2 separate regions of the Mus musculus genome follow, and region 2 is linked to region 1. Evidence: chromatin loops called from intact Hi-C (ENCODE). Cell type or tissue: left cerebral cortex. All regions are shown on one strand. Links, peaks and the distances in the headings refer to the core of each region. The heading gives the core; the rest is flanking DNA. Region 1 overlaps Herc1 (HECT and RLD domain containing E3 ubiquitin protein ligase family member 1). Region 2 overlaps Herc1 (HECT and RLD domain containing E3 ubiquitin protein ligase family member 1).

Region 1 (2,816 bases), core at 215-2,714:
TTTAATCCCAGCACTTGGGAGGCAGAGGCAGGAAGATTTCTGAGTTCAAGGACAGCCTGGTCTACAGAGTGAGCTCCAGGACAGCCAGAGCTATACAGAGAAACCCTGTCTTGAAAAATCAAAAACAAAAACAAACAAACAAACAAACAAAATAGCAGGAACATATTGGGGATTAATACAGAAATAACAAACATAAATTAAAAACCCTTGCCTTTTGTGGAGTTTTTCTTCTACTATAATATTGTGACAGGGGTATTTTGGTATAAAAATAGTAGTCAAGAAACTAAAGAAGAATTTTAAGGACAAGAAACTTGGAGTAGCGATGTGCCTCAGATGGTAGGAGTATTTGCCTAACATGCACAAAACCCTGGGTTCAATCTTCAGTTTGTAGACAACTTAGTGTGGTAGCATAGACTACAACCCCAGCAATTAGAGATAGAGAGAGGAGTTCAAGGTCATGCCTAGCCTTTTAGGGAGTTCAAAGGTAGCCTAAGATACATGAGACCCTGTGTCAAAAACAAAAACAGGTAAAAAACTTTAAATATTAAATTCACTAGCTATAAAACTAATATTGATGTCAAGTATTAACTTATAGGAGAATTAAAGAAAGAATAAGTGTACAGTTACTCAGCACAATTCAAAAATAGTATGTATGTATGTATGTATGTATGTATGTATGTATGTATGTATGTATGAATGAATGATATACCAGAGGGAGTTAACATGTACTTGCTATGTGGTATGAAGAGTACGTGAATGAGAGGCACAGAGAGGAGAAGCACTCCCTCTCACACTAAGGAGGAGGACACTGATGAAGAAGCAAGTCTAGATCTGTCCCCTCACACTAGGGCTTTTTCTTTTCTGTAAGGCTGGGGATTGAACATAGAGCCACTTGCATATGCTAAAGTGCTCTACTCCCACCAAGCTTTATTCTCAGCAATCAAAGAGGATTCCAGCTTCAGAAGAGCACTGTTTACCCAATAAGCCATGGCACGTAGAGGGAGCAATAGGCTTACCACCAATCAATTACAAGCCAGTAGTAGAGAAACAAAGATTAAGAAGAAAGGAAGAAAGATTCTAGGAGTGTAAGTTTGAGTTCAGTTTCTACTACTAAAGAGAGAAACAGAAGCAGCATTTAGTGTGCACCTATGGCAACAAAAGGGCATGATTCTATCCATTAATCCTATGCCCACTCTAGTCAGACACTCAAGGAGACAAGAGGTCACTGATTCTCTGTGAACATTTTTAAATTTGGAAACTGCAGGAAGCATTAAAAACCACAAGAATGTTCTTAATAGCACCTTGAAACACATTCTTTTCATTTGAAAAGTAGACCTGTGTGATCATAGAGTAAAAATGAAAATATAGAGCAATTGAGATGGCTCACACATGAATGAGCTTACCACAAAGGCATGATGAGCTGAGTTCAATCCCTATAACCTATGCAAGGTAGAGAGAACCAACTCCCCAAGCTGTCCTCTGACCGCCACAAGTATACTGCAACATGTGTGTTCTCATGGTTCATAAGTCTTAAAAAAAATTACGTTCAAAAGGAAAGAACCTCAATAAAAATTATTTCAGGCAGATGATTTTTTTCTTTAGACTTCAGTACTTAAAACTCAATTTTGAATTTGCTTTCTGAAAAGAACAAGTCTTGAAAATCTAAGCCAAGCCACATATGATAGTGCACACTCACACTCCCTCCTACTCAGAAGCCAAGTCTGGTGGTGGTGCACACATACACCTGCCCCATCACCAATGCTTAGAAGCCAAGTATGCTGGTGCATACTTATACTCTCACTAAGACAGGTTTTTACTGTATGATCCCAGGTTCTTTCTAGCTCTAGAGTACCTGGATTTAACTTGGCACCCTGTGTGTAAGAGAAACAATGTGCTGTGAGAAACACAGGCATCAGTGTGATAGACATCAAAGGCTAACTGGTCTACCTGAGAAGACTAAGTGGCATCACTCCAGGGGACTCAGATGCAGGCACCGTTTCTGTGTCCGTGACAGGAGTGGTGGCAGTTGTGGTGTCCTCGAGGGAGCTGCTCATAAAGGAAGTTGTGCTGGATGCTGACGGGCTGGTGGTCACTGGTGTCTGTGCCTGCTGTGCTTGGTCACTTTCTTCAGCTTGTTGATCAATCTCTGTATAACAAAGGTTAAGAAAATAGTAAGGATTGGCCTTTTTAAAAAAGCAACAGTCAAAAATGGAAAAGTTTAATTTTAAGTTTCTAGAGGTAGGTTTGGTTATGTACACCTGTAGTCCCAGCGGGCTGAAGCAAGAAGATTCTCTTAAACACAAAGATACCCTGGGCTATGTAGCAAGGCCAGCCAAGACTGCATAGTAAAACCTTCCTCAAAACAAACAAACAAACGAACAAACAAACAAACAAAAAGGTTCTAAACACATTTTCTGAAGGAATTAAAAAACCTTCTCCTTCTCGCTCTCTCTCCTTTCATTATTGTACTTATTCTAGATTCTATAGGTTCTGATTTTAGAGAATTCTCTTACAAAAACATTAAAAGTGCGATGTGGTGACATCTTCCTCTAATCCAAACATTAAAACTATTTGCTGAGCATTTTGATTTTGAGGCTTACCTCCAGTGTTGGTAAAAGCATACAAATACAAGAACAATAAAAACCTTGACAGAAATTTCTTGCTGACTATGACTTAATGGTGTGTCTGCCAAAAGTGTAGAGGACATTTATAATTTTCCTTCTTCAGGGAACAACAAATAGCAGGTACTACAAAAAAACCTAACTCTAGAGCTAAGAAGACGGCTCAGTAGTTAAGAGAGCTGTCTTCCAGACACT
Region 2 (2,816 bases), core at 191-2,690, 59 kb after region 1:
TCTACCTTATTTTTGGAGACAAAACCTTTCACTGAACCTAGAGCTCATTATTTTGGGACTAGAGACTGAACTCAAGTCCTCATACTTGTCAGGCAAACAATTTACTGACTCAGCCATCTCCTCAGCTTAGTACTTAACTTTTAAATCATTCTCTAAAGATAGAGAATTCAAAATGAGAAGACAATCAAGTATCTTAAATACAGCTTCTTCATTTTGAAATATATGTGACCTCAATATACATGAAAGGAAATCTACATGTTATTTCTATTGCAACAGAGTCAACATTAGAAATTATATATACTTTAAATAGCATATATATTAGTTAATCTTAAAATCACATTAAATTTTATTCTACATTTAGTAATACTCTTGTAGGGTTGCATATAAACTGTTCTGCCAATAGACTCATGTGTGGAAGGCTTGGTCTAAGCTAGTAGATACAATATCGAAATGAGGTGAGCTGTTCTGCTGTACCACGATGTTCTGACTGACTTCAGACCAAGGCAATGGAGCCAGAAGATGTTAGACTGACACATGTAAGCCAAAGTAAATCTTTTCCCCTTTAAGGTATTTATATAATTTGTTAACGTAGGCAAAGATATTAACACAATTACCTATATGAAAAAAAAATTTTGACAACTCTAAATGACTTTAAATTAACTTGAGTATGTATACATGGAAGCTTTGTCTGTGAAGAGGCACTGTTTACTTTTCACATGTATAATTTTACAAAACAAAGAAATCTTAAGATAAAACCAATACCCACTCCCAATAACCCTGACACAGACATGATACGTTACCATGAAGAGCAGTAGAGTAGTATGTATGTACCTTATTCTTATTGTAGAGATCTGTATGTGTTATTCTGTTAAACATGGGATCAATATACTTACTATCAAAATCTGCACTATTTAGAAATTAATTTTAATATATTATCATTATTATTATTATTATTAAATTTAATTATTTATCTTCTGAAGTACACTGTGTGATACTGACTTGATTTTAGGACATTCAAAGTCCTAAATAGAGAACAATATATATTTAAAAAAGAAAAAAAGTGCAAGCATATTTAAGTATATAGCACTTACCTGTCCCTAGGGAGAGCAGTCCATGCCAAACTATGTGATGTTCCAGCTGAGATCTGCTGAATAGCTATGCCATCTAAGCCACTCACTTTCTTTGGTTTAGTAATAGGACCTGTTGAATTTCCCTGGCCACATTGTCCCATGGAGTTATTGCCCCAGGCATAAACTTCATTATCTAAAAATAAGACATAAAGTATAAAACTTAAATTTAAATGTAACACATTTACAAAAAATAATAATTGGTAATTGGCTACAAAGATGCTACTTAAAATACTAAAACAAACAAACATGACTTTACCATGAGAAAGAGACAAACAATGACTATCTCCAATTGAAATATCAACTATTCTTGTGGCAGCCAATTCTTCAATGAGCTTGGGTCTCAAAGCAGTAGCTTCTGAAGAACCACAACCTAGACAAGCCCCACAGCCCCAAGCATAAACCTGAAACGACAGAAATACAAAACACATAAATTCCGAAAATAAGTAGACTATTAACTAAAATTATCAAGTTGTGGTACCTTCCTGGTATTAAAATAATATTTAGTGTTTTAATCATTTTAAAGATGGTCATTGTACTCTCAGAAGACTAATAAACAAGACAGCTGTAAAGCAAACATACCAGAGGTTAGCTGCCTCATGTGATTATCCCCACCCCTCCTCTCCAATTATCTCTAAAATACACACATAAAAAATGGAAATATTAAACCATTAGCACACCCAAGAAAATTAATAGTAATTACTTCTTAGCAAATTATCTGCACCTTGTTTGTTTCATTAAAAAAAAAAAAAAAAAAAAAAAAAAAAAGCCAGGCTATGATTGTGCACACCTTTAATCCTAGCACACAGAAGGCAAAGGAAAGCAGTTCTCTGTAAGTTCAAGGCCTGTCTGGTCTACAGAGTTCCAAACCATGTCTGGAGCATTCCCCCAGCTTCCCCCAAAAAGAAAAAGGTCACTATCATTTATTGTACTATTTTTAAACACCCAGTGTATAAACAGATGAGCAGCGAGATAAAAATAAACTGGTCACAGGTAAAATGAAATAAAGACAGGAGAGTCTCTGCTAAAGTTACCACTAACTGGCTTGCACTTGGCAAAAATCTAAGCAATTATGGAAATAATACCTTAAAACTTCTAGTTATTACCAGATGATGGTGGCACAGGCCTTTAATCTCTGTACTTGAGAGGCAAAAGAAGGCAGATCTCTGAGTCTAAGGCCAGCCTCTATAGAGTAAGTTCTAGGACTGCCAGGGCTACACAGAAACCTTTGTCTCAAAAGAAACAAAACACACAACAACAAAACTTCCATTTACATGTTTCTTACATGGTAGACGAGAACAAGGAATGATTAAAATTGATAACATGAATCACAAAACTGATCTTAATTATCACATATGAAGAATATGTGAATTGGAAGTCAAGATAGCTCCGCTGACCATCTTTGTTACTAATAACAAAATGACTAATGATTGACTTAGCTGTCCAGGACAAGATGCATGAAGAGAAGAGGGAGGTGAAAGGAGGAATGTCTAACAATAAGGTAATGCAGCAAATCAGCAAACCGAACCACTTCCTCTTTCCACTGGCTTTGATAAAATTCTACACACGCTTTTCTTTATGCCACAAAGGCTTTTTATGGTTATTATTTTTGTTTTATCTTCAAATTATTTTAGATAAGACTAGTACGGTCAGGTTAGATTTCTTCTTCAAAAGAAGACCATATATCCA

What was found. Hi-C counts contacts between places; a loop is a spot of excess contacts. Peaks named below come from ENCODE experiments on the same cell type or tissue, not always from the same donor. Only the 100,000 strongest peaks of a DNase experiment are listed, where the experiment ranks them.
Region 2: a loop joins it to region 1, with 2.1 times the contacts of the local background. A loop is called at or near these places in 6 of 42 quality-filtered maps.

The regions. Positions count from the first base shown.
Region 1 is chr9:66,452,667-66,455,482 of GRCm38, reverse strand. It overlaps Herc1 (HECT and RLD domain containing E3 ubiquitin protein ligase family member 1), which reads right to left. Exons shown (of 78, transcript NM_145617.3): 39 at 1,948-2,146. Among named protein-coding and RNA genes, the nearest start is that of Fbxl22, 61 kb to the left of the region's middle. In left cerebral cortex, for the core only: no CTCF peak of the experiment used is centred there; a DNase peak (open chromatin) is centred at 1,759.
Region 2 is chr9:66,393,375-66,396,190 of GRCm38, reverse strand. It overlaps Herc1 (HECT and RLD domain containing E3 ubiquitin protein ligase family member 1), which reads right to left. Exons shown (of 78, transcript NM_145617.3): 9 at 1,387-1,531; 10 at 1,092-1,263. Among named protein-coding and RNA genes, the nearest start is that of Gm30447, 41 kb to the right of the region's middle. In left cerebral cortex, for the core only: no CTCF peak of the experiment used is centred there; no DNase peak of the experiment used is centred there.